Regions from separate parts of the Mus musculus genome. Here regions 2, 3, 4, 5 and 6 are each linked to region 1. A link is a loop called in an ENCODE intact Hi-C map of the cell type or tissue named here. Cell type or tissue: heart. All regions are shown on one strand.

Evidence for each region. Hi-C counts contacts between places; a loop is a spot of excess contacts. Peaks named below come from ENCODE experiments on the same cell type or tissue, not always from the same donor. Only the 100,000 strongest peaks of a DNase experiment are listed, where the experiment ranks them.
Region 2: a loop joins it to region 1, with 4 times the contacts of the local background. A loop is called at or near these places in 27 of 42 quality-filtered maps.
Region 3: it touches region 1 in a loop (2.5-fold over the local background); 2 of 42 quality-filtered maps call a loop at or near these places.
Region 4: a loop joins it to region 1, with 2.5 times the contacts of the local background. A loop is called at or near these places in 6 of 42 quality-filtered maps.
Region 5: a loop joins it to region 1, with 4 times the contacts of the local background. A loop is called at or near these places in 8 of 42 quality-filtered maps.
Region 6: a loop joins it to region 1, with 5 times the contacts of the local background. A loop is called at or near these places in 2 of 42 quality-filtered maps.

What each region holds. Positions count from the first base shown.
Region 1 is chr3:101,601,677-101,606,676 of GRCm38, forward strand. It overlaps Atp1a1 (ATPase, Na+/K+ transporting, alpha 1 polypeptide), which reads right to left and starts at 3,031. Exons shown (of 23, transcript NM_144900.2): 1 at 2,727-3,031. The coding sequence starts at 2,738. In heart, CTCF peaks have their summits at 25, 2,451 and 3,167; DNase peaks (open chromatin) are centred at 2,445 and 3,045; H3K4me3 peaks cover 3,974 bases; H3K27ac peaks cover 3,945 bases.
Region 2 is chr3:101,803,590-101,808,589 of GRCm38, forward strand. No RefSeq gene overlaps it. Among named protein-coding and RNA genes, the nearest start is that of Gm33381, 22 kb to the right of the region's middle. In heart, a CTCF peak has its summit at 2,812; DNase peaks (open chromatin) are centred at 902, 2,202 and 2,702; H3K4me3 peaks cover 1,100 bases; H3K27ac peaks cover 3,849 bases.
Region 3 is chr3:100,920,081-100,925,080 of GRCm38, forward strand. It overlaps Trim45 (tripartite motif-containing 45), which reads left to right and starts at 2,413. Exons shown (of 6, transcript NM_194343.2): 1 at 2,413-3,319; 2 at 4,861-5,000. The coding sequence starts at 2,832. In heart, no CTCF peak of the experiment used is centred here; DNase peaks (open chromatin) are centred at 2,271, 3,131 and 4,171; H3K4me3 peaks cover 2,172 bases; H3K27ac peaks cover 2,298 bases.
Region 4 is chr3:101,694,840-101,699,839 of GRCm38, forward strand. No RefSeq gene overlaps it. Among named protein-coding and RNA genes, the nearest start is that of Gm33265, 30 kb to the left of the region's middle. In heart, a CTCF peak has its summit at 2,205 (motif pointing left); no DNase peak of the experiment used is centred here; H3K27ac peaks cover 419 bases.
Region 5 is chr3:101,549,596-101,554,595 of GRCm38, forward strand. No RefSeq gene overlaps it. Among named protein-coding and RNA genes, the nearest start is that of Gm33162, 15 kb to the left of the region's middle. In heart, no CTCF peak of the experiment used is centred here; DNase peaks (open chromatin) are centred at 2,336, 3,546 and 3,866; H3K4me3 peaks cover 1,172 bases; H3K27ac peaks cover 3,213 bases.
Region 6 is chr3:101,921,927-101,926,926 of GRCm38, forward strand. It overlaps Slc22a15 (solute carrier family 22 (organic anion/cation transporter), member 15), which reads right to left and starts at 2,527. Exons shown (of 12, transcript NM_001039371.2): 1 at 2,106-2,527. The coding sequence starts at 2,192. In heart, a CTCF peak has its summit at 1,975; DNase peaks (open chromatin) are centred at 2,465 and 3,905; H3K4me3 peaks cover 2,145 bases; H3K27ac peaks cover 2,424 bases.

The DNA of each region.
Region 1 (5,000 bases):
CACCCCAAGGTGAGTCACCATTGTTACAAACTTGCCAGCAGAGAACGCTACAAATTAACAAACAGCCAGCGGCCAGCCTTATAATAGGGGGTGGGGGTGTGTGAGTGCTGATAACCTTCCAGGCAGGGAACTGTTTCAATCTTACAAGGTGGAAACAACCTCACAGCCTATTTTCTGTTTTCCTGGACTTCCAGGACCAGCCCCAGTGTCAGCGCCCCTTACTTGTTCCTGTCCAGGCTGGGCCACTTTCCATTGGGAAGACTCTGCCTCACAGGGTTTTGAGTCTAAAGTACTAGCTTTATAGCAGCCAGTGGGTATTTAGTCACACTTTCGAGTTTAGCTCCAAAAGGGCAGCTGATAATGTTACCCTACAACCAAGATTCCTGCTGACATGTGTACCTTGTGTCACCTCTTTCCCTGCCTGGTCTTTAAATCACTACCCATAAGATAGGATTTCTTTTCTCAGCATCTAAGTTAATAGTAAACCAAACCCAGGACTGAAATGAAAGGCTAGAGAGACGCTCCCTTCTCCCACCTTTTATAAACGTTTAACAAACAAGCCAAGGCTCCTACATTTCTAACAATTATGATGTGCACCTTGGGTGAGCTAAACAGTTGTGGGTGGTAGGCCTTATGAGGCTATAAGCCGAGTCACTGGCAGAAAACACTGAATAAGAAAAAAGGAACAAAATCCTATTTTATCCAGGAATGATTCAGCAAGCTGGACTTTCATTTTTCTTACCAAATGTTCAAGACCCCAGTTTTGATAGCTAGGAAGAATCATTTGGAGATATCACCCACATCTAGACCCTAGATGACACTTGAGAAAAGGGGTGGGGGGTGGGGGAAAGATCACAATGACCTTAAAAATTAGCTGCCTTTAAGCTTCTTGGTTAACCAATTATCAAGAGGGTTTTAGTCATCGCTCCACCCACATTTTAATCCTCATGTGGAAAAATCCCAACATTTCAGTATGAAATATTCCTCTGACCAGTTTGCCATTGTAAGCCACAGAGAAAGACATGCACTCATACATGAATGCACACAGGCAACCTAATATCCAATGTATAGAATAGAGTACTCCAAATACTAAGTTCACTAGACACCTGTTAGGGTACATTAAACACTTCGGTTGAACTTAACTAAATTCTCAGTTGAACTGTTATTGTAGCACTTGAGTGCCTCTGTCCTAGGCCTAAAGGCATAACTCTGACTTAAACGTCCTCCTGGATTATTTATTATTATAAACACCCCAATTTCTTCTGGAGGATAACTTCAGAGTTCTGCACACAAAATGATGCTTCAGAGGCAGATGTTATGTGTAAGCTGAGAGCAACAGGTTGTTCAGCACCTGTTGCCACTAAACAACCGTTTGACCTTGAACAAGTCACTTCACCTTCCTAGGCTTTGAACTTCCTAAAAGCCGCTCAAGGTCTCCAAATGACAAAGATACTTTTCGAAGGGATAGGAGATAAAAGATGGGGCTTTAAGGAATAAATGGTTTATAGGAACGGCTTGGATGGCATGTAGGATGGTGTGACACATAGATCCGGTTTCCATCGTGGAAAGTGGAGGCCAGGAGGGAATCAGTTCTTTGCTAGGATGCTGCATACGCCGACCAGCCCACACTGGGCACTATCGGGGTCTCTATTCTCTCTTCCTGGCCCACGTCTTATAATCATCTCTTTCAAGTCTCCAAAGAATGTGCTTCCCTCTGGCTCCATCCAGTATATACCCGGGTGCCTTAGGACCTGCAGTGTCTACAGCTTGTCTGCTTGGTCAGCCCTGAAAAGGGTGGAATGGACTCTCCCACCTGTATTCTCATGACTGGTGCTTTTTCAAGCTAGGAACTGATATTTTCAGGGTTATTTTTTTAAGTTTTTAATCTGCTACTTTGAGGTCAAGAACTAACTCTTCCGAGGTGGACAGCAGTAACCGAGGTGGGAACTCAGTGTTGTTCGTGCCCGATTCCCTCATTCTCTTCGGGAACCGCTCTCGGGTGAGACAGCAGTGCAGGAAACCCGCATGGCTTTTCTAACACCATCAACTGCCCAGTCTCCAGTCCTTTGTTAGATTGACAGTACCCTGCGGCCCTGAAGGGTCAGCCTGGCCCCATTTAAGAATTGTGCTCCGACATAAAACAACACACCCCTCCCCGTCGTTAAGACGATAACACCAGTTACCAAAGGCACATCCTGTTATGGACAGTGGCCCATTTTAAAGCTCTCAAAAGTATACCTTAAAGGCTATCTTTGGGCTGTGAAGTCACACCCTTTCTGGCACCAGCTTCGCTGGGCTGGTTCGGCCTAAGGGGAAGCCAGTTTTTTTCCTTTGGGGGAGGGCGGTCGCCTCTGCGGGGAGCTGGCCGAGCCCCAGCGCCTCCAGGAGAAGGGAGTCTCGACCCGGAGGCTGCCCTCGCCGGCGCCGGGCCGCGGCGAGGACCGCCACCGCGAGGGGGCCCTGTCGGAGCTCCCCGGGGGAAGGGGAGGAGCGCTCCTTCCCCTGGGCACGGTGGGAGGAGGGAGAAAGGAAGCGCAAGGCGCGCGGTGAAGGCGACCAGAGGGCTCAGGCAGGGCAGGCGCCCGGCTCAGAGATGCCGCCCCGGGTGCTCCTCCTCCCGGGCCGCTGCCCGCGCTCAGCACCCGCCCCTCCATTGCCGAGAGCCCGGTCTCTAAGCCGCTTCCTCCCGCGCCCCCGCCCGGGGCCCGGGCTCGCCAGACACTCACCCCCTTCCCCATGGTGGCGGCGCTGCGGGCCCCGCGCCGGGTCCTGTTGCTGGAGACTAGAAAGAGAAGAGAGCAGCTCCCGGCCGGGAGAGCGGAGCCGGGGGAGCCGAGAGGCGGGAACTAGGGCTGCCGCGGGAGGAAAGAGGGAGGACGGCCGGCGCCCCGGACCGAGGCCGCCGCTGCTGCCGCCGCTGCTGCCGCCGCTGCCACGTGTCCGCCTCCTCCCGCCGAGGCTCCGCGCCCCAGACCCAGCCGCAGCTCGAGCCCGTGCCTCCTCCTCACTTCCTAAAATATGCAACCTGCGTGATGGCTCCGCCCACGCGTGCACGTCACCGTTACCGGAGCAACCTGACACCGGCTCCAGCTAGCTCCGCCTCCGCCTCTAACCCCTCCCAGCCGGGCCCAGACCGCGCTAGCGACTGCCTGCCCTGGGCTCCCGGCAGGAGGGCGCCGGTGCCCAGGACGCGGGTGTCTGGGTCTCTCAAGGGCTACGGAGCGCTCCCGCCTGCAGAACACTGGGGACTTGAGTGAGCAGCCTGCGGAGTAGGGTGCGGAAGGTCCACAGTGGGTGCGGCGCAGTCGGGGCTAGTCTACTTGCTCAGCGTAGCTTTTCTGGGGTCTCGAGGGGCCGGGGTTGGACAGCAGCTGCACGACTCCGAGGGATTCCTCTCTGCAGAATCCAGGCCGGCATCCTTCGGCGGCGGCGGATGGTGCTTTCCCTTTGATTCCTTCGTCCTGGGGTCCTCTCACTCCACCACTAGAGAAATGCTTCAGGACATATACACACGCGCGCGTGCGCGCATCACTTACATTTCCCTTCCCTTATGACCCCCAAATGACTATATAAAAAAAAAAAGTCAGTAAGAAATTCATTCACAGCACTGTATGAATGAAATCTTGCAAAAGAGGAGGGGGGATTAAACTGTTTGTTGGAGAGTTTCTCCTTTTTATGGCAGAGAAACCTAAAACCCAAAAGAACACCCATCTTTAGTAAAAGAGGTGGCTCAAGCATTTTGAAGAACAGCATCCACAGCATCCGTGGTTACCTTGAGGGTCTCATCAGACTCACTTCCAGCCAGTCGCATCCCACTCTTGGCCTGGCAGAGTTGCAGGGCGGGGCTTCTAGTTTCAGTGGCTAAGCAGGCGCTGTGATGGCTGAAACTTAACATCAGAAACAACAAAGTATTTGTTGTTGTTCTTACCAATCTCAGGAAAGCAAGCAGTCTGGGAAAGCTTAGGATTCAGAAGAGAAACTCGATTTCCATCTCTGAAAATACCTAGAAGTAAGGAAAACACTAACTTCTTAGATATAGACCTATCAACTTCAAGTGTCAATGCTTTGTAGGATGTAGAGCTTGCAAAAAATAGGTGGGGGTGGGCAGAGGGTAAGGGAAGGAGAAACACCCAAACATCTAGGCACTGTGTTATCAGTTCCTCCATAGAGCAATTCTCAGTACTTCTTAGAAACAACGGTTGCTTATACAACTGTTGCTTATAGCAGAAGGCAGCCTTTATCTCTTCCAGTGATCTACAGAACTTGATTAAATCAGTTTGGGGCTTAGAGAGAAGAGGAAACTATAAGCAAAATTTAAAATCACGATTCTGGGGAAAGACCCTTCAAATCCAGAGTACCAGTACCAGCCCTGTTAGTTCAACTGGAGGTCACAGAGTGTTAGCTAGACTTAAGAAAGTGCATTCCTGTGCATGGCAGATCACTGCCACTGTGCAGCAGGCTTTGCTTGCTGAAGACCTTACTTTAAGATGAATTGCCTATAGGCTCTGATCTAAATGGGAAAACACAACAACTAAAATACAGAAAGCACATGCTTGGGCTGTGGTCCTCCTTACTCATCCACTCACTCATCAAGATAAGTCTGATAGGTCAAGACGCTGCTTTATCTCCACAGCTGCTTCCTTGCAGCTTGGGGTGCTGACAGCCTCTCAGGAGACCCTGGGTTTCTAGTTGTGTTCAAGGATGGAGAAAGGGCAAAATAAGTATGGACGTCTAATTAAACCCTGTATTTTGCTCTTGACTTCATACAATAGTTTTTAACCTGTCCTGGAGTTCTTACATGGCTCCAAATGGAGCAGCAAAACTGTCCCCCATTTTGTGTGTGTGTGTTGTGTGGGTTGCTTTGAATTTGGAAACTTAAACTATCTTTGAACTTCATACTTTGGTGTCTGAACATAGAACCAACTCCCCATGGAAAAAGAGATGGAAAGACTCTGCCTTGTTGAAGTGGAGAGTTGTGGATATGGGTAGAGAACCAAGTA
Region 2 (5,000 bases), 200 kb after region 1:
TGGCTTTCTCTTTTTCACCTGGGCCCGTGGCAAGGCATCACCTACATTCAAGGTCCTCCCTGGATTAAGCCTTTCTGGAAGCTCCCGCACAGGCATGCTCAGAGGTGATTCCAACCCCTGTCCAGTCGACAGTTAGAAGGGTCCATCACAGAGACAGATGTGATGAAGCTGGCTATCAGGGAAGTTTCTAAGATCAGTGGGACTCAGATTTCCTTGAGGATGCTAAGGGACAACTTCGTGACACAAGTAGGGCTCAAGAAGACAGTGGTGCAAGCAATACCCGGACTCCTCCCACCGCCCACCTGCAGTCTCCAGGGTTTTATTTACCTGTTTAGTTCTGTCACCTAGTAACAGCAAGCTCCCCAAGGGCAGACAGAACTCAACGCTCTCATTTGCCATTGAAGTTCCGGTGCCTGGAAGAGAATCTGGCTTGATGTCTGTGCACAATACCTATTTTTGGCTGAATAAACAAAGGAGAATGAGATCCTTAGCGAAAGTTTGTTTTGTTGGTCTCAGATAGTGAACCCAGGACCCTGCCCTAGCCTCTGAAAAGCTTTGAGAAAAGGGAGCCTTAGAGCTGAGCCTTCCTGAAAAGGCTGGAGATTTTACAGGCTGGAAGAAGGATCACTCAAGTTCCAGACTGAATATGGAGGAGACGGCAGAAAGCTCTGTGTGTGTGTGTGTGTGTGTGTGTGTGTGTGTGTGTGTCTGGCCATACTGTGAGAGAACTGTTTCGTAGGGGTCCCTAAGTGTCCACTGCAGTTCCTGCCCAAAGGAGAGGCTGGCCAGACCTGTGGATCAGTGGCTCTGGGTGGGGAGTGAGAGATATGGGGCTGCTAAGGTTGGGGGTGGGGTGTTGGCAGCAGGAGCCCACATTAACAGGTGACAAGGGTGTCCAGGCAGAGATGCTGGTACTATTAATAGGAACATACGTCACAGATAATGCTTTTGTGTGTCAGGAACATGGCCGCTGATGGATTGCGAGACTTCAAAGATGACATTGAAGTGCTAAGGTCAGGTGCTAGGAAGAGAAAACAGAGCGGGGAGGGTCTGGCAGCCAACGCCACTCGGTGTGTTTGCTCTGTGCATCACAGGTTTGAGTGGGAACTGCTTTGTGAAAATCTCCAGCTGGTTGCCAAAATATGAGCTACACGAGTGGCCCAGCCTGTCCCTCTGGACCCCTGAGCCATAAATAGTCAGGAGGACCCAACTAAGGGGGGTGGAGTTCATTTTGTCGTGTATGGAGTCTCATTATGTAGACGAGACTGGCCATGAATTCATAGAGACCCAGCTGCCTTTGCCTCCTGAATGCTGAGATTAATTGTGTGCACCTCTACCCCCCAGCTAGGGCGATTTTGGAGGTAGCCTGCAGGATTCCAACCTGCAGAATGCTGGCCTGGCAAGGGACTGGGAGGCTCCTTCCTTCACTAAGGACAAAAGGAGGATTGGGACCGTCTAAGCTGGGGATGGGGTGGTGGTGGCCGGTGTCCTATGACTTGCTGGATCAGGTAGACATTTTGTCTCCCATGGTTCTTAGAAAAGGCCGTTGAATGTCTGACGATTTGAGATTCCATGGTTTTGTCAGCCCTTCTGTTTGAACAGAAAGCTCCCTAATCCATGCCCCTCTCCACATTCACGCATAACTGGTTAACAAGTCATACCCGAAAATACGAGCCTCCCCTTCGGTGCACGATGCTGGTAGATTGGATTTTATTGTTGCCATCCTTGGGATATTCTTGTTTGCTAGGGTCTCCACGAGACACAAAGCTATAGATCAATCCCCTGCCCTGTACTCCCAGTCTTAATGTTATACACTGTTATTGAGGAACTATGGCTTCAGAGGTGAAGGGCTGGAAGAAAACCAAGTCTTTCTGGACCCTCAAATTCCTTTCTTCCTGGCCTAAGGGGCATTGTTCGGATCATAAATTGCAGGCCTTTTAAGAAAAGCAAACAAAGGCTAACTGCATTGCAAAGGTCACCGGGCCCGTGGAGAGAGCGCGTGATTAGCTTCTGAAACAGAAGGCTTTGAGGACTTTACAGGGTTCAAAGGTGCGACCAGAAATTTTCAGTCCAGGGCAAATCCTAAGAAGTCTTCCTCCCCCATCTGTCACCTCAAGAGCTCCGCCCATCTACCTTCTGGGAGGACCCGCTGCTGCGGACAGGGCTGACAGGGCGGGTCAAGCAAGGGCAGGAACATGCCCCACCCCCTCCCCTCAGACCAAGCCAGGAACAGGGGAGGTTTCCACTTGGAAAGCCATCCTGGTCGGCTTCTCCACGTGCCTCTCTGTCACCTGCACTGTGAATGACTAGTGATGACTTATACGCATGCCCAGGCGGTGACCTTGGATTTTTTTTTTTTTTTTTTTTTTTTGGTCTGTGATTCTCAAATGTTTATGAATAAATTGATAATGCCTACCCTGGTTCAAAGGATGGTTGGAGGGATGAAATGAGATAAAGCACAAAGAACAGGAAATGTACAGAACACATATCCGTGGATTTTAGGGGCCTGAACTGTTCTTTTCTGGAACATTCTCACCCTCCACCCATCTGTTGTCTTTGTGCCGAGCTGGGTGGGGGACGCTTGCACTGGGTGGGGGACACACGCTGTGTGTCCAGGGTGGACTGTACTGTGACTGTCCCCATGGAGTCAACACTCCCCTTTGCCAGCCTCATCCAGAGCATGGAGAGCCTGTGGGTCAGGATAGCCTGTCTGCGGTGGGAGAGGGCCACAGTGTGGCGAACTGCTCTCCTCCGCTGCCATTGGCCACGGTCAGCAGCCAGCCAGAGAGAAGCCGCGAGCGCCCCCTGACGTCTTCACCGCACAGCACAGGCGGGGCTGCCACAGCCAAGCAGCAGATCTCAGTCAGCCAGCAGAGATCGCCAAGTGTGCCCTGCGCATCTCCTGCTGGTCTGCTGTAGGTCTTTACTCCGTTTGGAACACCTGTCCTGGTCATAAAGGACAGGTTTCACATATGTGAATCCTACATAGAGAGACCCAAGGGCAGAGGACATTTTTGATGACCATTACCACGGAGACAAAAGGAGAATATTCTAGAAGGAGGCAAAAGAGGAAAGGGCAAAATAAGAGAAGACTATGGGGCTTGGGGTGAAGAAGAAAAGGAGTCCAGACCCTTTGGGCCCATGGCTCACTAAGTGAGTTCTCCATCCATGGTTGCCTCTTGGGCCTGAAACCACAGGTTAGGTTTTGTTTCGAGCCGCCCTAATGTTGACTGCCCCACAGAATATTCCCATCCCCCTCCAGGTGGGGAGGAGAGTCTACAACTCTGACCAAGTTTGGGCTGTCTTTGGGAGATGTGATTTGCTCAATTACGGCACAGTTCCCTGACACTCGGCACTGATCTCTCATTCCTTTGTATCCAAGCACCCCGGGTTGGGTCCTGACAGGAGAGTCATGAGCTACGAGGACTTAAAAGCTAAAGCTGGCAAAGGAAAGTGACTCCCTCTCAGAGCAAAGCTGTTGAATGAGAGGAAATGAATGGTCTAGACTCAGAAACAAAGCAATGGGGAGGGAGGGCTTCTGCCAAGACCACTGCTATTTGTTCCCAGGCTTGGCAGGAAGGGAGAAAGCCTGAAAGCTTTGCTGACAAGCATTGTTTACAAGCAGAGAGAGTGTGTGTTGTCCACACAGCCCTCGAAGTGCACCTTGGATCCCAGTCAGGATAGCAGACACCAGCTGTAGGGAGCTGCGATGCAGGCCCATCAGTGTGCCTTCTCAGGTCTGCTCTATCAGGCTGCACAGAGAGAGGAGGCAGGCACTTCTCAGAGACAGGCTTCTGGAGCCAGAGGTCCTTTTCCTTTCTCACTGTGATTTTTCAACATCTCAAAATTGCTTTATGAAGAGCCTCTTCTGAGCCTTGCAAAACTTGAGATCAAGTCCAGTTCCCCTGCCTCAACGCAGCAAATGCATGAAAACCCATCTTCCTTCCTCCCATCCATCCATCCATCCATTCATCCATCCATCCATCTATCCAAGTCTGCATTTATCAAGCATCCATGAAGCATCTGCTCTGCACAAGTCATAGTTCTGGGTGCAGAATTCAGAAGTGAACAACTGAAACAAGCCTCATCTGAGTGGAGTTATTTTCCAATAGGAAAACAAGCCAACCAGATAGGGACAGTAACAGGGTGGTGGGGAGCTCGCCGAGTTAAGCTGGTCTGGGAGGACTGAGCCATGTTGACATATGGCACGGAAGGCTTGTGAGCCAAGGGACAAATAGGTGCAAGGTGTGCAGAAATGTACTTGGTCTATTCAAAACAAAGCAAAGTGAGCCAGTGTGGGTGAACAGCTCGCAGGAGACTGACGGCAGGCGCCAGACCTGTGTGGGCCTTGCAGGCCATGGTAGAGAGCTTTTAAATGAGGTGATGAAAGGCCACTGGAAGGAACAGAGCCCTGAAAAAATATGACTCAGTGTGCAAGCATTTAAAAGAATTCTAGCTCGTGGGGTGAGCTGGTGTATCGGGATGGGATGGTGGGATGGGAGGCAAGACCGGATCTGCCGAAGTCTACAGGGTCAAGGGGATGGCTTGGCCTAGATACGTGGGGAATATTAACTTGGGACCATAGTTAGAGAGCAGCATGGGGACGTGGGGGTCCATCCGGCTTGGATCAGGTTATTGCAGACTGTAGTTTATCAGATTAGCCCTCAGGGTAGCACCTTCTCACGTGACAGGGCTGCAATGCTGAGTTAACTGCACGGATTCTAAAACCTTCCTAAACGCATTCTTGATGTAGAAATACATAGCTCTCCACCAGATGAAGCAAATCCAAGAACCAACCGTGGCAGACAGGTAGCCAGCAGTGTTGGTCCTTGGGGCCAGGAGTGGAGTCCAGGAGGTCTGCAGCCTTTCATCAATGGTCCTCCAGGGATGGAGGAAGATGCACATGGCTTGCTGGAGAGGGAAACCTAGCAGTTTCTGGAGTCTCCCGATTAAGTTGGGTCAAAAGGCGACATTTCCAGAATGGGTTGGATGAGAGCAAG
Region 3 (5,000 bases), 680 kb before region 1:
CTGAGAAAAGTCCAGGAATGTTGTCACTCATTCTCTACACACCAAAGAGAAAGAACAAAACATCGGTGATGAGACTAGCACAAAGTTTAAGAACCACAGTGGTGAGAGCCACCAGCGCTAATTAAGTTGAGGGGAACTGGATCAAGGGAGGGTGAGTTTTCTTTCAGGACTTCATCACAGTCCTCGGGAGAAAGAATGTGTAAAGGACTCACTGAAAAGTGTTAGCAAAATAAGGAGAGGCAGAAGAGGTTGGGAGAAAACCAGCAATCAATGGCGTGAGAAAGGAGAGAAGATGCATAGACTTTTAAGTAGAACGGAAAGATGTTCTCCAGATAGCCCCATCTTCTCTCTCCATGGAAGGCAGGTAGGGATTTGATGTGCAAGAAGCTGAGAAAGGGAAGGACAGAGGGGACTGGGCAGAATCTTAGGCATGACATCTTAAGACTGTTGTTCCCATCCCAGATGCTAGCTTGGGTTGACCACTCGACCCCTCCCAGGCAGCTCTATTATAAGCTGTTGGGAGATTAAATGAGATAATGCATATAAATTATACAGCACTCCTCCAACAGAGAAGTCAGAATACACCCTATGGGAAATATAATATATGGCATGAATAAGAGATAAGACAAAGCATGGCTAAGCACAGAGGAGGGCAGGTTCAGAGCAACACTATATAGCAAAGCCAAGTCCACACCGCTTTTGGAATTTGCTTCAGCATACTGCGGTGAAGCGAGGGGACTCGGCCAGGGCAGCGCAGGAGAGAAAGGCTGGAGAAGTCTGGGTAAGGACCACTTTCACTTTTAAGACCTTTGCCGACTCCTTACACTGGGAGGTCATGTGACTGTTATGTAAAAATGGCTTTTGAGCCATTCATTAGCAGATAACGTTTTTACTTATGCTAAAGTTAGAACCAGCTCTCGAGACCCTCACAATAAAGACCAAATCAGACCTGTGTGTGTGTGTGTGTGTGTGTGTGTGTGTGTGTGTGTGTGTGTGTGGTGTCTGTGTTCACACGTGTACCACAGACAGAACCCAGAGTCTCAACATACTAAGCAAATACTGGATCAGTGAGCTACATCTCTACTTTAACATATTTTACGAAGAGTCAGATAATTCTTTTTTTTTCTTTTAATTTCATCTTTTCATAGTTTGGGGCTCTTTCCACCGAAGGCCCATACTTCGTAAAAGCATAGGCTTCGACAGCTATGCCTATACTATGACATCTCTAATAAAGAGGTCCCTGAAACAGTGATGCATGGGTTGAAATCATATATGGAAGACTGTAAAGGAAAACAGTGAGATAGACAGAGGCTTACGCATCTGAAGAATGGGAACAGATAGCAACTACGGAGCCATGCTATTACAATTTTTGGATTCAGAGATCAGTCAGTGCCTTAGACCCCATGTGTAGGAAACAGTCTCCAAATGAATGAATCTGAGACTCTTGGCAAATTCTTTAAGGCGTCAAAGAAATAATTATGCTCAGGGACCAGGTGTGCCCAACTTTTTAACTAGTCGGACCTACAAGGGACTTGTCCCAGTGACATCCTCCACTGCCCCATTGTGACCAACCAGGAGCTCCCCTTGATTGTAAAAACAAATGCCAAACTTGCTCTGTAGGCCACCCCCCGCAACCCTGACAACTTCTGTTACTGTAGAATTCTGGTGAGGTGTGTCTCTCCGGTCTTGGTCTTGAATGATTCAAAGCAGCTTCCACCCGGGAAACTCAGTGGAGCTCCGCGGAGCAGCAGTTCTAAACTTTTCAGTTAAGTTTAGTTCTGGAACCAGACACGGAGGTACCCTTGCCCTGGAAAATGCCAGAAGCTAGCCAGCTGAGAGGGTTCTGGTTCCGAGCACGCTGTACGTAAGAGATTCCAGGGCAGAAAAAATACTTGGAAAACCCAGAAAGGAAACTGACCCGGTGGCCGCTGATTCGCTATAGCCTCTGCAACCGAGAGCCTGCCTACAACTTCCAGAATGCTTCGGGCTACACCTCGGCCGACTGACAGTACCACGCACCAATGGGAGAACCCTATCTGAGTTTGGGGTGGAGCCTCAGCGCAGGCTTTTCAACGATCCAGAGGCCTCTCCGGCGGCAGGAGCTCACATTCGTGACGCCAACCACATTACGCCGCTCACTCCCAGACTCCTCCTCCCGGTTCTGCACGAGGCCCTCCCTTGCTCCCTCTCCTTTCGCCGCGCGAGTGGCCGGCGAGGATGTGGACCTTGCTGAACTTATTGGATGACAGTGATGTCACTCTGGAGGACGACATGGCTCCGAACTGCGAGGCCCGCCCCTTTCGGACGGTGATTGGATTCTTCGGAGAATCCTGGTCTGGGATTGGTGTGAGGCGGGGCGACGGCTCTAGGGCCTCCTAGGCAAACCAGAGAGGCGGCTGCCCCTGGCCCCTCACTCTGGGAGAGCCCGAGGACCCACTACCTCATCGCCCGGAGGGCGCGCTTGTGGCGTGGTGGGGGCGGGAGGGAGGGTGACCTTGGAGGACAAGAAATGCTGGGGTCAGGGTGGTGGTGGCAGAATTAGCTGGGGACTAGCTCTAGAAGCGCTTGCGAGGAGGACGATGTGGGTGATCCAGGAGGGTGTGGCTGTGACTGGTGTGGGATGCAGTGGAAAGGAAGGGCCAAACCACAAATCCGGAGATCTGTGGATGGTTCCTCAGAGGCGTTCTCTTTCTGGTTGTCCTTTTACTTGGCAACACGAGAGTCCTCATGGTCAGTGTTCAAGATCTTGGAACTCTGTCTTTGAGTAAATCTAACCTGCATTAGAGGACTGCGCAGGGCCTTTTGTGATACTGGGTACATACGTGGGGAAGATGTCAGAAATCAGGAAGCCGCTTCTGGGTTTCGTGCACAAACTCCAAGATGCGAACGCGTCTGGAAGCTCAGGCAAGACTCATTGTCCTACATGTCTGAGGCTTTTCAAAGTCCCCAGGCTCTTGCCTTGCTTGCACACAGTGTGCACCACGTGTCTGGAAAAGCTGGATCCATTCTCAGTAGTGGACATCCGTGGGGGTGACTCAGATACAAGCTCTGAGGGGTCAGTATTCCAGGACCCCGAGTTATGTAGCCTGCAGCCACAGATCGGCATCCTCTGTCCGGTATGTGATGCTCAAGTGGACCTGCCCTTGGGTGGAGTGAAGGCTTTAACGGTAGACCACCTGGCCATGAATGATGTGCTGCTGGAGAACCTGCGTGGGGAAGGCCAGGGCCTGGTGTGTGACCTGTGCAGCGACAGAGAAGTAGAGAAGAGGTGTCAGACCTGCAAAGCCAATCTCTGCCACTTCTGCTGCCAGGCTCATAGGTAAAGAGGGAGTACCCCGTTTATTGTGGCGTAAGAGTAGAGTGCAAAGAAAGCAAGACACAGATCCCTTTGGTGAGCAGGTCAAAAAGAAGGCTTTCGCAGACACTGTCAAAGTGCAAAGAACACTGTGCAAACAGATCGCAAGCTCTAGAACGGAGGTTAGCACCGCTGACCTGATAGCTGTAGTAACAAAAGCAGGGCAGGTTTCGGTTTATAGAGCACCTTGAGTTTTCTTCTATCACCAATTGTTTAATCTATTGAAAACGGACCGTGTGCTGGAGAGAGGATTACTGTGCTAGCATACACCCTGCGCTTGATCTCATCTGATCATTGTAACTCTTACCGAAAGGTGGGTGCTACTTCACCCCTCTTTAGTAAATGAGGAGATGGAAGCCCAGCAGTGGTTTGTGTTTCGCCCAAGTCCCACAGCTGGTAATCATGTAACTGAACCGAATCCTCAGTTCAGACCTAGTTCCTTCTTCTTTGCTCTTTTTACTAAACAGGTCACCTCAGTGTAGGTGTCCATTGACTGTGCCTTAACTCAGACCTCTGACCTGGACAGCAGGCTGGTAATTGGGGTGTTTTGCCTTTTATCACAGTCACGGAATAGCTTGTTAGATGCTAGTCTTTGTCCCATTTTCTCTTCCATCCCACTCTAGTGCATCAGAATACAAAACTAAACAAGGTTTTGGGTTAATCTAGAACTGGCTTTTTTTTCTCTCTCTCTCTCTCTGAGTTCTGGCCTCCCCTTGTTTTCTGGCCTTACCAACAGAACAGTTGTCTTAGCTCTCTATTTGTAACTTTGTGATTATCCCTATGACTGTCTTGTTGCCAGCTCAACAGCTGACCGTTTTCTCTGCATCTGCACTAGTAGCAGAACAGGCATACACACTTCAGGTTGATGGGATGTTGCCAGGGAACTCTGTGAGCAGTCCCTGCCTTTCCCTAGAGATTTCCCTGAGTCCCTTAGAAATCTATAGGAAGGAGGGATCCAAGAGAACTTAGTACCTATTGATTTCGCTTTCTACTAATGCGGATGACTCTTAAGGAGAATTCTGGCCTGCCAGTGGATGCGATGTAGTCACTGGCCAAGGGAACTGCTTTACAAAAATGTTAATTAAACATGAGAGTTTGCAGGAGCCAGCTGGCTGCTTTCGTTGCTATATAGATCCATCTGGCTTGGTTTACCACTTGGTGTTAGCCTTCCACCCTGCTTTAGGAAGTGGGCTGTGACTCTTGTCTAAACTTACCAGATTACCTCGAGTGAAAAGTCTCTCAGAATATAGTCTCAGCACTGCACCTTTGAAGATGTATCCCATGCCAAATTCAAGTATTTATGTATTGTGTCCTAAATAACAACACTCAGATAGGCATGTGCTTCACCGTGTAGAGAAATAATGAAGCAAAAAGGATCCTGTAGTTTTTTTTTTTTAATACATTCTGAGGAGTGTGACTCAAATCTAACCCCTAGAACCTCTTTGCCAAACTGTCCCCCTCTAGAGTTGTTTCCTCACTTCCTGTCCCCAACTGCTTCTTTCCAGGCGACAGAAGAAGACGACATATCACACCATGGTGGACCTAAAAGACCTGAAAGGCTACAGCCAGGTTGGAAAGCCCATCCTATGTCCTTCTCACCCTGCAGAGGAGCTGAGGCTGTTCTGTGAACTCTGTGACCGGCCGG
Region 4 (5,000 bases), 93 kb after region 1:
CTGTATGTGTGTGCATGTATGTGTGTTTGTATGTCAGTGTGTATATGTGTGTATGTATGTATGTGTGTGTGTATATATGTATGTATGTATGTATGTATGTATATATATATATATGTATGTATGTATATATATATGTGTGTGTGTGTGAGTGTGTGTATATGTGTGAATGTGTATGTGTGTATATATGAGTGTGTGTATATGTGTAAATGTGTATGTGTGTGTGTATGTATGTATGTATGTATGTGCATATGTATGTTTATATGTGTGTATGTATGAGTGTGTGTATGTATGTATGTGCATATGTATGTATGAGTGTGTGTGCATGTGTGTGTATATGTGTGTATGTATGTTTTTGACTGTATGTGAGTGTGTGTATGTGTGTGTGTATGTATGTATGTGTGTATATATGTGAGTATGTATGTGTATATATATATATACATATATATATATATGTGTGTGTGTGTGAGTATGTGTATATGTGTGAATGTGTATGTGTGTGTATGTATGAGTGTGTATATGTGTGAATGTGTATGTGTGTGTATGTATGTGCATATGTATGTGTTTATGTGTGTATGTATGAGTGTGTGTATGTATGTGCATATGCATGTGTATATGTGTGTATGTATGTATGTATGTATGTGCAATGTATGTATGAGTATGTGTGTGCATGTGTATGTATGTATGAGTATGTGTGTATGTATGTAATGTATGTATGTATGTATGTATGTATCTGTGTGTATCTGTGTGTTAAGTATATGTGTGTTCTGTATTGTTGTTTCTTATCACTGCCTTGGCCTGCTCATGTTTTCTCCCCTGAAGATGACAAAAGCTAGCAGAGATAACTGAAGTTCAGAATGTTATAAAGGGCCAACTGCAGAGGGGACAATAAAATGAGATAAACAGGATGCAAGTCTATAAGAATCAGGTAAAAGTCCTGTCCCCGAGGGTCGGAAGGTTCCACCCTGTCAAACCCTGGTGGGAGACTCAGAGAAGAAAGAAAGATTTTGAGATAGAAGATGAGGGCAAACACAAGAGAAGCAGTCAGAGGAGTGTGGCCCCTTTGGCATACATGATCGTAGTGAGAGTTGTGTCACTGGTGTGCCCAGACCAGGGTGAGGGCTTGTTAGTGTGAAGAGAACAGGTGCTACTTCTGACTCTGTGGACAGGCACTGAGGAAACCTGGTCCTTTAACGACATCCTTCAAATCCGCAGCTGGGGCAGCTGGTTATGGTGAGACCCAGCAGCAGTCTGGCAACAAGGGAAATTACACTGAGAGACTTTAGAGGGCAGGGTCTCCTTGCTTAGAAGACAGGGTCTCTGTGCTTAGAGGGTGGGAGTTCCATGCTTAGAGGGCAGGGGTCTCTGTGTTTAAAGGGGGTCTTAGTACTTAAAAAGGTGGGCAACTGATTTCAGTGTATCAGTAAAGGCACAAAACAAGATATAAAGCCCTAATTTAGGAAGCCACTCCAATTGTCCTGCTGTACCTTGGGGCTATTGTATGCTAGGAACTTAGGGAGTTTAGCGGTTTGGGAAGATACTAGGAAGGCTATAAGGCATAGCTAATCTCCTCTGTGACAGCTTCTGTGATACAACAGGCATCGCGCTGCGTTTCACACTGGCTAGATCCTACCTGGAACAGGTGGGGTTTTTAAGAATATTTTAAGAAGAATTCTTAATATGTTCCACAAAGGGCATTTAATCAAAACTACAAAGTCTTTTGTGTTCAGAATGCAAGAAAGTGCTGGAGAGTCTTTCCCTAGAAGACTAAAGGCTTCCAGGGAATGGAGTAGATGCCTACATTTATTTGAAAAATGTAACAAATAACTCTCCATACCTACGGGCCTGGTGGTGCAGGCCTGTAATTTGGGAGATTAAGGCAGGAGGATTAAAAGCTCAGGGCCAGTTTGGGCTAAAGAGTGAATTCAAGGACAGTTTGGACAATTTAGTGAGACCCTATCTCAAATAATCAGACAAGTGGAGGGGTGGCTCAAAGATAGAGTGTCTGCCCAGAATGTCTAGTCTCAAGCTCAGTCCCCAGTACAAACCAAACAACCAAAGAGCCCAAAGAGTAAGACGAATAGTTAACAATCTGTGGTTAAGAGTACACACTGCTCTTGAAGAGGCTTAATTATCAGTACTCACATGAGGTGGTTCACAACTGCCTGTAAAGCTATAGTTACAGGGGAATTGAGCGCCCTCTTCTGGTCTCCAGGGGAACCTGTGCTCATATGCACATACCCCCACACAGATACATATATATAATTGAAGAATGATTTAAAAAGTAGTAATGGGGCTGGAGAGATGGCTCAGCAGTTAAGAGCAGGAACTGCTTCTGCAGAGGACCAGAGTTCAGTCTCCAGCACTAATATCAGGTGGCTCACAACTGCCTGTAACTCCAGCCACAGAGGCTCTGATATGACCTTCTGGGCTTTGAGGAGCACCTGCTCTAATATGCATGCCCTAATGCCATACATGTATGCACATGTACAATTTAAAAATAAAAGAAAGTTTAAACAAGACCCCAACAAGCATAATATTTCCAGACACACTAACATGGAAGAGGGAACTCTCATTGGGCCCTAAACCTACTCAAGGAACTATAGACAACTAAGAAATGCTTAGAGTGGGAGAAATAGTCTTTCCCCAATGAAGAGCTTATCTTATCCAATGTATCAGCCCTGAAACCATATACATATAAGCAACATTGTATAAACTGCTGTGCAAATTGTATTTACAAACTTAAGAATATAAGTCTATGAATATATATGCATATATACACATACATGCATATATATGTATATATACACATACATGCATATATGTATATATATATATATATATGTATATATATATATATAATTTTAAAAGTCCAAAAAATTTTTAAAAATCTGAACAGAGATAATAATAAAAACAAACAGAAATACAGGATGGTAGGACCTTTGGGGCTCAGAGATTTCCAGAAATTTCATTCTTAAATATTGCAGTTGCTTAATTTCTTTTACTGTTGCTTTTCTCTCAACTCCCAATTGTAACTTCACAGAATTCTTGTAAACACAACTTGGAATAACACCAAGTGCACAAACCAGTGCTGAGCCCATAGGAACCGCTTAAGTGTTAGCACTTAGTTTACTGTATAAAGGTGTCCAGAGATGTGTGGTGGAAGGTAGATTGACTTGAAAGGCATTAAGCAAGTCTGTCTCTGAGGATGTCTGTGTGTCTGCAGAGGTGGTGTAGAGGGATGCCCCACTGGGTGGACGATTGAGGCAGACGCCTCAGTGTTTCAGCTGTTACGTGAGCCCACGACCCTGCATCCCCATTTGCCACTGCTAGGTTGAGAGAGGCCATGCTCTCCTCACTGTCTGGATTTGAGGCGTAGTGTCATTAGTGTGACTTCTCAAGTGTTGTCACACTGGTCCCATGTAGGTGGATGTCTTCATCTTTGTCTGTGTCTCCCAGTTCCTATTCTCACTTTAAGGAAGCTTCCGCCCTCAGCATTGGTTCCTATGGTTGGGCTGATTCTGATTCCACCTCCCAGATCTGTTTAGCACAAGACCCCCTCAACCTTGTCTTTCTGCCTCCTGGCCACTATCCCTTGTTCACAGATGTGAAGAGGGCCCTAGTCAGTCAACAAAAGCATTAAGGTTGTGCTAAGACCTCAATCAAAAGCCATCTGCCGAGCCCCATCAACCCACTGAATCTAAAGAGAAATAACAGATCCTGGCTTCATTACAGATCACTGCAATGGCTAGCTGGAACTGCACAATGGAAGCCCTGAGAGAATCCAGACCCAAGGTTAGCATCCACTGCCTTTCTGTGACACCGCCAGCAGTGAGGAACACTTGTCCTAAACGGGAAGCTCAAGGGTGACACGCAGGTAGAGGCTCAGGGGACCTTTCAGCTCATGCCTCCCTCTCTCCTCATCAGGGACGGAGGTGACAAGCCCTCTGGCACGCCACGGATTCGTCTTGTTCTCATTCATGAATCCACCTTCTTACCCATGCAATCAGATACACAATCATTCAACACGACGACAATAAAATGATTCTCAAGGGGTCAAGCCTTGTCAAAGGGAAGCTAAATCAGGAAAACCTTTGTTCCTTAGAGAAGCCCTTCTTTATAATTAAGTCGAGGATTAGCCATATCCATAACAGTAAGACCTATATTTACAGACTCTGGGATCCCCATTGGTAAGAATTTCCTCTGGACATTGATAAGAACTTGCTGTGATGTGTGCACAAGAAGTTCTCTGGAGAGTTTTGTAGTGGGGTGAGAAGATAAATTATCCATCTATATGGGAGTGGCTGATGAAATTGTGATCTACTCAAATGAGGGGATGTATGAAACCAGAGGCTATAAAACGTAAAGAATAGATGTGTGTAAACTATAGGAACACATGGAAACAATGCTCCCACTCAGATGGGCTCTGGGTCCCCCACAGCACAGCAGAATCGCTGTCCCACAGAGTCCTTGTGATGTTCTGTCCATTTTTTAAAAAGACAGAATCTCTGTAGCCCAGGGTGACCTCGAACTCCTGATCCTACTGCTTGTATGTTCCAAGTGCTGGGATTATAGCCCTGTGTCACCATGACATCAGATTCTTGAGGTTATTTTTCTATATTCAAAATGCTTACAGATAATAGATATGAAAGTGTATGTATACATTTCTCCAAAGTTGGCTGTGTGAGGGATAACAGAAGGAATTTTGCACTCCATTTTCACTGTGCCCTTTTCAATGTGTTAGTTAACCAAATGCTTGTACTTTCTGTACATTAATAAATATTATGCAGGGCCTGAATTTGTGGGTCGTGGTTTTATTCTTTATATGTTCCTGCACTTCTTTCCTTCCTCCCTCCTTTCCTTCTTTTTAAGATTCATTATTTTTATTTTATGTTTATATCTGTGTTGCTGGCATGTGTGTAGGTACAGTATGGCCATGTCTGGTGCCTCGGAAGCCAGAAGAGAGTGTTGGATCTTCTGGAACTGGGGTTACAGCAGGATGG
Region 5 (5,000 bases), 52 kb before region 1:
CAAGTTGTGGCACATCTATGCCATTGAATAACACTCAGTAGGGAGTTCTGGGGTGATGGAATATGCTGAATATTTCTTTTGGCCATAGTTACTTGAATGGCCAATTCATACACACAATGACTTGGGCATGTCTCCAAAGATTTACACTGGGTCAAAGAAAAACAAAAAAGAAACCCCAAACAAAACACAAAATAGAGGGCACATCAGTGCTTGCTAGGAGCTAAGGAACAGCAGGGTGTGGAAGCAGAGGAGGCACGAGGGGGAAGTCTCCCTGTTTCTTGGTTGTTTTACAAGATTACCACTGGGGCCATGGGGTAGAGGCAGACTCTCTTATCATTCTTACTATGGTGTGAGATATGTATTATCTCCAACTACAAGTTTAAAAGACTCTGCGTGGAGGCACTTCATTTGTGGGGTGTTCTGGACAAACACCTTGAAGATGGATCACGGATCCAGATTTAGGAGTGGCTTCAGCTGCGAGTGCAAAGACATAGTGTGAGGGGACTTTTTGAGTCCCTCCTAAGTCCATACATTAAACTTCGTAGATCTGTATACTAAAAAAAGAGGAAACTTTAATATATAATCATTAAAGGTGAAGAGAAATGTAATGACGTATGTATCTCCTTGATATTTTATATAGCACAGTTGTACAGTAACCAAGCACAGCAGCCGTAACAGCAGGGGCAGCTGTCTTTATCATTGTCATTGTCATCCTCATGTTTCACTGATTATTTTATTCGAACTTCACAGTAGCCTGTGAGGGAACCGTTCTCAACTTTCCTAACACGGTGACCCTTTGATACAGATCCTCATGTTGTGGTGACTCCCAACCATAACATTATTTTCATTGCTACTACATAACCGTGATTTTTCTATTGTTATGAATCGTAATGTAAATGTCTGATGTGCAGAATATCTGATATACAACCCCCCCCCCCCCCCCGCAAAGGGGTAGCAACCCACAGGTTGACAACTTCAGTGAGGGAATGAGGGCGGGGACTATAAACCCCATCTTATCCTGAGATCAGCTCAAGCCTCAGGCTTGGCTACAAGTTTGTTACCTGCTGCCCCATCTTATGGTGAGAACATGAAGGGTTAGAGAGGATAATCTCTCTCTCAAGATCTTACAGTGTGAAGTTGTCTTCCTTGGAAGGAGAAGCAAGTTTTCCAGCCGCGAGCAGCGGATGAGCCTAGGAGGCCAGGGGAAGTGGCCATTGTGCTAGTCAAAGGATGTTTTTGTTACATTTAGAGAAAGATGCCCTTCCCAAAGTAGCTGAGCCATCAGTGGTCCTGCGGTGTGACTAAGCAGGGTAGCAGGCAACAACACCCTGGGTGCTTCATCTGTTGCCTTTGGCTTTGGTACATAAAACCATTTGCTTCGGAAACTATCGGTTGGGGTTAGGAGACAGACTAGTGACAAGTCTTTCTTCCATGGAGCCAGCCGCCTGTCTCCCTCTGGCTCCTCTGGGATGTGGTCTAAGGCCCCTGGTGGGAGGCTGGGAATCATGGGAACGGTGGTCTTACCTTAGCTCTTCTCCTGTTCTACACACACACTGGCAGCTTGGGACAGTGTCAGAGTATCCCTGTGCCTAGAAGCTCTGTCCCCCAGAAATCCAACTGGCACCATCCCCACCCCCCTTCAGATCCTGTCACCTCAGTAAGGCTAACTAGCAGAAAGTTCACTGAGGTTGGGCAGGATATGCTTTTGATGGTCCCTGTCTCTGATTTTGTCACTTCACTGAGGTGTGGACTGGCTCTCAGGGCCCCTCAAGCACCTGAGTTCTGAAATTCTGACCTCTGAGAGGCAGAGACTGTAGCTATCAGAGACCCCTGTGAGCCTTACTGGCAGGGCTGGGGCCAGCTACCTACCCACTCTGTGCTCGGTGACAAGGGTCGCCACAGCCCAAGCAGAGTGGGTACTAGAGGGACTGCCGTATCATCTGATCCATAGCCGCTTAATCTCTTGACCATGTGCACTGGGGACATGTCCACCAAGGACGTCACTGAGGTGGGGGAAGAATGCAGCCGTTGTCCGGGCCCAGAACACAAAGGCGGGTCTGTGCACACGTGGGCACTCCCGGCCCCGGCTGGATCAGCTGCTCTCGTTTCCTCCTTCGCCATCACAATACAACTACAGAGATACAGCCTGCCCTTCAACCCCCGCCCCAGGAGAACCAGGCAATGGGATTTCTGCCCACTGGGTGCCCGCTGAGCATAGCCAGCAACTCCAGCCTCCCAGCCCCCCCCCCCCCTTGGCTCCCGGTGAGTCTAGAATTTCCATTGCCTGCCTCTCCCTGACCTCATTTGCTGTGCCCTCTCGGCTTCCTTTTCTCTTGTCCTCCCAGGCACGCGTGTGAGGGGCAGATCCAGGGCGATCTGGACTCTGCTGATTACCAGGGAGCCAAGGCTGGAAGCTGAATTCTTATCTGCTGGGCGGTGGCCAGCTGTGGTGCAGGGTTACACCAATGCTGGGGAGCAACAGCTGTCCCGGCCTACCATCGTCATCCTAGGACACTAGACAAGGGACATTCTAGTCACCGTCCCTGCCATTGCCCAGCATGGGGACAAAGTGAGGCTGCCTGAGATGTGGCGACAGGCACTCAGCATTCCATGCAGCAGCCGCAGTCCAGGCCAGGTCTTTTGGCCCTGTGTGTCTCAGTTTCCCGTTGATAGACATTCAGGAGAATGTTCTTATATAGAGGGCTGTTGAGAGCTGTCTGTGGACCTTGATGCCATCTTTAGCATGGCTAATCCAGGGGTAAGCCCTGAAACAGTAATACATGTACCAAGCATCAGCACCCAATGCTCTTCATTTGTTCATCAAGGACTGAGTACCTTTACTTGTCAGACATGTATGACTATGTCAGACTTCAGTATGCTTGATAAGTCAGTGAAGGAAAGGGACAAAAATCCCTCCAGCAGGAAGGTAGTCTCCCTCCTCCCCTCCCTCCTCCCCTCCCTCCTCCCCTCCCTCCTCCCCTCCCTCCTCCCCTCCCTCCTCCCCTCCCTCCTCCCTCCTTCCCTCCTCCCCTCCCTCCCCCCTCCTTCCCTCCTCCCCTCCCTCCTTCCTTTCTTCCTCCTTCCTCACTTCCTCCTCCTCTTCCTCTTCCTGTTTCTCCTTCTTTTCACAAGTTCTCACTTCTAAATGGAGAGAAGTGAAAACTGTGAGTCCTAGTAAATGAAAGTACAGAGAAGGTATTGGGGCTCAGAGCTGGGAAAGAGGGCTCTGGCATCAAGAGTCAGGGTAGGCCAGGGTCTAAGCCCCAGACAGTCTTTGGTGATGATGTAAAGGTCTAAAGGAAATGAAGGAGGGCACCAAGTGGGTTTCTGGGGGAAGAATCTTCTAGGCAGAAGGGATAGCTCCTTCCTCCCTGGGGAGCAGCTTACCTGTGTATCTGTGGAGTCGGGGGGGGGGGGTCATTTCACTGCATAGAATGCAGGAGAAAGAACTGAAAGATCAGGATAAGGGCATAAAGGGATAACACGAGACACTTGAAATACTATGTCATGTCTGCACTGAGCACCCGACAGAGTGGCTTACATAACAGTGCGTTGGGTGCCAGCAGCTAGGCTTCCTTCCCAAGTGTCAAGGTCCTTGGCTTCCCTATCAGGTTCTTCTAATTATTCTTGTGTGTGTGTGTGTGTGTGTGTGTGTGTGTGTGTATGTGTGTGTGTGGTATGGGTACCCTCCCTCTTCCCACCCTTCCTATCACCATTAGATCTCAGCAATCTCTTATCATTTGCTTGCTGGCTTACCTGCAGCGTTCCTGGTGGGCCACTGTGAACTGGCAGCCCTGCCCCTTCCCGCACCAACAGAGAACCTGCTGACTTCCTTATCTCTATCCTCATACTTGACCCCAGAGGCCCTTTCCTGACTGGGGCTTGTTCCTCCTCTCTCACTTGGCTCTGCCCTGAATTCAGCAAAAACCCAACCCACTCCTCTTGATGGGTATGTAGAAGGTTCGTCCCTAAAAACCCAATTCTTGCAAAAAGCCAATAGCAACTCCCAGGGCTAGTGATGGTTCTCCTGTTTCCCGTCCTGCTATGTATCGTAATTATTTGGAAAAGTAACTTGACAGGGTGGGTAGTACACAAAGAGCTATAAGGTTACAGATATCCGTTGGTTTGGGAATTTCATGTTTCATGTTTCAGCTAAAGAAAATAAATCTGATTAGAGAAATACCCCACATAGGATTGCAGATGCTCAGTTGGTAGAGTGCTCCCAGCAAAGGAAGCCCCGAGGGGTCACCCGCCTCATTCAGGGATCACTCAGGAGGAAGAGGCAGGATGATCAGGAATTCACAATTATTCTTGGCTGCTTATGGAGTTAGAGGCCAGCCTAAGCTACACGAAACTTAGAAAGAGAGAGAGAGAGAGAGACAGACAGACAGAGAGACAGAGAAGAGAAAGACAAGAGAGTGGATATTTAGGAAAGAAAAAAAGTAAAAAGAAAGTGTGAATTTGTTCATGTAAATAAAAATGTGCATCTTAGAAACGTTTATAATATGGAACACAAATGGTAGCAATGACTGTTTAAGTATTTGCTAAGAACCAGAAGAACTAGGCGTCATTACGTTTTTACAGTATTATTATTTTATCCAAACCCTCTCCCTGTCTCTTTAAGAAAGGAACAATGATTATCTAACAGAGCTACAACTGCCATGTATTCATGTGAGGATTCCCCAGAGCAACAGACCAATATATTTGATTATATTAAAGGGGGTCCTTTGGACTTGCAGCTATAGGTGAAATAGTCCCATAGATGAGATTCAAAGCATAAACAGTCTTCCGGAAAAGCCGGCCCAAGCCCGGCACTACTGGCCTATTTGGTGCTGTAACTGTATTTTTAAAAGGCCATTCCACCATTCTGTCAATCTGCTTCAGGATGGTGGGGAACACAGTAGGGCAACTGAATTTCATAAGAATGAACCCACTGATGCACATCCTTAGCTGTAAAGCTGGTTCTCTGGCCAGAAGCAATGTTATGTGGAATATTGTGA
Region 6 (5,000 bases), 320 kb after region 1:
ATCAATACAGCTATCCTTTAGCAGATGGAACTATTAAAGATGCACTTAATATTACAAACTCAAGTGTAGCCTGGGATATTCTTGTCTAAGATGACCTACAAAAATATTTGTAAGCAAGATCTAGGGAGGGGGTGTGAATGTGAAAGGCAGCTCTTTTTGGTTTTGTGCTCAAAATGTTGGGGTGGGTGCTTCGGTGTTCCATGTCCCCTGTCAAGTATTGGTCAAGCAGTACAGCAGCTGGGCCTGCAACTGCTCCTTCATCTGGGTCTTCCTTCATCTGCTCTGACTTCTTGCACGTGTTTAAGCCTGTGATCAGAGGCATCTTTTTCACTGCGGATGCAGGCAGTGAGAACGGCAGGTTCTCTCCATGGCTGAACTCTTCTATTGCAATGGGCTGGACTTAGACTATAGTACAGTAAGGTCTTCAATAACGCTACGGTGTGACCCTCATCACTTCTCCACAGCAGGGACTTCAGAAGAATCAGCTATCCTTTCAGACACATCGAATTATAAAGTCGTCTTCCCGTGGAACTCAGGTGGAGGCAGGGACACGGCAACCCATACAGCCCACACCTACAAGATAAACAACCATCCATTGCCAATAACACTTGAAAACTTGGCAAATGGTGACCATAAATCAACCAACAGTTGCTGAGCAAAAAGATCATGGGCTTGGAACTCTTCCTTAACAAACTACAATGAACTAGGTCAGCCATTAATAAAAGCATGGGAGGGAGGGGAAGAAGGTGTAGGTCAGCAGTAAAGCTCTCGTATAAAAAGCGCAAGGCCCTGCATCTCCAGCTGGCAACGAGGTGATAAAAGCCCAGGAAAGTTAACAGGTCCTGACCCAGAATACTGGCCTTCTCAGTGCCACACTCAAGATTTGATTCTAAGTTGGCAACCACCTGGCTAGGCAAATAAGATGCTAACACAAGAAGTGGAGCAGAGAAGTGGCCAAAAGGATTGCCAGGAGAGGGGATATATACTTGGAACTCCTGGTTAGATGGAATATTGTCAAAGAAACCATTATACATGAAGACCAGACATTGCAGTTGCAGTTCTATTTCTCTATACTAATTCTTACTCTGCTAAGAGAAAGGCTTCCAAGTATCACCACTTGAACCGATGTTCTGCCTGGTGCTGAAGTCAACTGAAGATTTTAATGGGGAAAGAGAATCAGTAGATTAAGTTTTACCTTACTGCCTCTCTTCCTGCTGCAGCATCAACACAACGTTGAAGCAACTTGTGGGCTCTGGTTATAACCGCGGCCAGCCAGTACTTCCCTTGCAATAATACCTTAACTTACTTAGCTCAGCTGTCAGCCTCACAGTGTCAGTGTCACAGACCACTTCATCCCAGGATTGCAAGCCTCCGGGACAGGGAGCTAGCTTCATTTTCTGGCCCTGGTGGTAGGGATCAAACCCAGAGCCTTGCACATCTAGGGCTTTACCACTGACTGACCTGCTTCCTAGGGACAATCTGAGCTGCTCAGGCTGGCTTTGAATTTGCCTAGAAGAAGAGCCATCCTTCTCCTGCCTCAGTTTCCATAGTGCTAGGACTACAAGAATGAACCTCTTAAAGAGCCCAAGGACTCCTAAAATCAAGAGTTTTAGGTTGAGGTGTGCAGCTGGTTTCTGAGAATTCAATACAATGAACCACACTGTGTGGATGGTATCATTTCCCTAGACCAAAGCTGGCCTCGGAGCTTAATAACCCAGTAGAACTTTAACTAGAGAGAAATAAATTCCCGTGGATGGAAAGCCCCTTTAATAGGAAGCCTCCCTCAATCTCAGAGAGGGCTGAAGGAGGCCATACTAGCTAGACCTGATCTTTTGTGGGCAGGTTGTCCATGCTTTCTCTGTCTCACTCTGTAAGGGGTTAGGGTGCCGAATCCTTTTGATCCCGGGTAATGGGTTTCATCTTTCAACTAGCTCTGGTGGCGAAGTGTCAGTGCCAGGCTCTGGGTGACAGCCTGGGAGAGCTCAGTGGCTGGCCCGCCACCGCGCGGCGCCCGCCCGCCCCCTCCCTCCCTGCGCTCTCGCGCCACACCTGGGGCCAGCCTGAGCTGAGAGCGCCCCGGGGGCCGCGGGGAGCCGGGGACTCACCTGCAGCAGCACAGCCAGCAGGAAGCACAAGTACATCTGATAGAGGCCCATCTCGCCCACCGCCTGGAACGCCTCCTCCACCTCCATGGCGGGCTCGCGCCCGAGGACCCGGCCGCCACCGCGACGGAGGACCTGGCTGCGCGGTGGCTGAAGATCGGGCGACGGAGCGACCGAGGACTGAGCCGGGCGGGGACGGAGGGCCGAGCGGCAGGGACCGGGAAGGAGGACCGGGCGGACCGCGGCCGAGGCGGGGACAGAGGACTGGGCCGAGCCGGGGGTGGAGAACCGGGCGGGGCTGGGGCCCAGGCGCAGGCGGGACCCTGCAGACGACCGGGTCCGGGGTCGCGGCGGAGATGCGATGCTGGTCGCCCCGGCGCGGCCTCCCCGCTTCCTGTCAGAAGTGACAGGAATTTTTGGCGAGCGGTTGGCTGGCGCGCGGAAGGGAAAGAGGAAGTGGGTGCGGCGCGGGCGGCCAGGGCGACTCACGGGAGGGGCCGGCAGCTCCACGCCGTGTCCCGCGGGGTTCGCCCCTTCGCACAAAGCGGTGGAATGCGGGGGCGCTCAGAGCTCTAGAGCCTTCCGAGAAGAGGGCCGGGAGGCATCTGTCCCCTTCCTCCTTTGTCTTGCTTTAGGTACACAGGGTCAGATGTAAGCTCCGCGCCTCGAGACATCCACTTAGTAGTGCCCACTAGGCCCACGGACAAGGGACAAGGGACAAGGGCAGGGGGTCATGGTTGCCAAGGTCTGTCAATGGAGTTTGGCACAGGGCTGAAGAAGTGTGGGGACAGATTACTAGTGGCCCCACACCTAATCCTGTTTTGTTTTTAAACTATTGCAAGTATCTAAACCAGCATATCTCAACATGTGGGTCAGGACCAAAGACCCTTTCACAAGGGTCAGATATCAGATATTTACATTACAATTCATAACAGTAGCAAGATTACAGTTATGCAATAACAAAAAATTATTTTTATGGTTAGGGGGTCACCACAACACGAGGAACTGTGTTAGAGAGTCACTGCATTAGGAAGGTTGAGAACTACTAATCTAAACTATCGCTAAGTTTACCTTTGCTTTCTGTTGGTGTGATAATAGCATGACAGAAGAAACTTGGGGGCGGGGGGGGGGGTGGAGTTTATTTGGCTCACAGTTTCTCTCAGAGCCCATCATTGCTGGGAAGTCGAGGCACCAGGAACTTAAGCAGCTAGTAACATGGCATCCACAGACAAGAACAGAGGGCAGTGATGTGATGGATGCGCTCACCAGTGATCAGCTAGTTCCCTCACTCATTCGTTCAGACTAGGGCCCAACCTATGAAATGGCCTCACACATATGGGGGGGGGGGGCTTTCTAACAACCCAGTTTTTAAACAAATTCCCTCAGAAGCATGTCCAGGGCCAACCTACTCTAGACTGCTCCTCACTGAGTGAATGGGAACTTCCTTCCCAGCCGAGGCTAGGTTTTGATCGTTAAAACGAACCATCCCCTGAATATAATACAGAGTATAATGGATGACCAGGAGGTCCCCTTGTCTTGCAAGCATTCTTGTTGTGCTTCCACAATTTCCCATTAATTATGTCTGCTGTTTATAACTGCCCTTTAGTGGTCATCTACCTAATTATTGTAATAAAATGATACAATGTTGACTATGGCAGGGTTGGAAGCAGCCAGTGTGGTGGCCACAAAAGATGAATTGGAAGTGCTTAAGCCAGTGGTGGTGGCAGCAGCCATAGAGGCAGCACAGACCTTTGATTCCAGCCCTGGGGAAGCAGAGGCTGGGCTCAGCTACAGAATGAGATCCCTGGCAGCCAGGACTACAAAGATAAAGCAGCAAGACTTCCCTTTAACCATATGGTCTAGCTTTCTTGGCAGGCAGTGCTCTCTGTGAGAAGAGGGAGGGGCAGGGAGGAGAGGGGTCACTCAGCTTTGTTTCTTATTAAAGAACTTTTACTATTTTTTTTTCTAAAAATGTTTCCATTTTTATTTACGACTGTTTTGGGAATAAACTTGCTCATTTTGCCCTCCTAGACCATGATCTGGCTGTATTTGCACCCCACTTTTCGTTATTTTTATTATGACATACTTTGTTTAGTGTTACATAGTTATTTATTAAATAATTCATTATTTGTTTTGCATTTTTCCCACTTTTTTTCTACACAGAAAATATTTGAATATAAAATTGTAGTTCGCAGACTTTGGAATTTTTTTTATATATATTTTGTTTAGCTTTGTTACTTTGTGATTCTTTTACTAGCTAGATAGTGTCAGTGTTTATAGCTTGTTGGCTTTCAACACTTTCTCTCCCTAGCCATCTTTGATTTATTTAAGATAAGCACTGCTGTATCCCAAGTTGGCTTCAAATTTGTTATATAGCCAAGGCTATCCTTAAACTCCTGATCTTCCTGCTTTTGTCTTCTAGAAGGCTGAGAGAGCAGGCTAGCCAGCCTACTGCACCTTGTTACAATCTCCTTTGTAAAGAGTGATTATGTGAAAGGGTATACAATCCTCTAAGTACTATTTACCCTGATTTACCAGTTCTCCTAAGCAGTATTTTGTAATGGTATTGTAATTTGCTCTTTAACCAGTGTTATGTTTTTGAGCATTCTTTTTACCTTTCTAGTTAAAAGTTGTACCTTTTAACATTTTTTAATTATTATTTATTTGAACATTTTGTGGGCAAAGACAATATTAAATCCTAGAACTGCCTGACTTTTCCTGGGACCTAGCATCATTGTATTACAGTGCATTCATTGTAAACAAAACAAAACAAAACCCTGCACCATATGTGTTGAGAACAACACATGGTTTTCATTTGCTGGGCTCAGAACATTCTGTAAGTTAGTACATCATACTTGTAATCTTACTGAAATCATTGGCATGCATACTAAAGGCTTA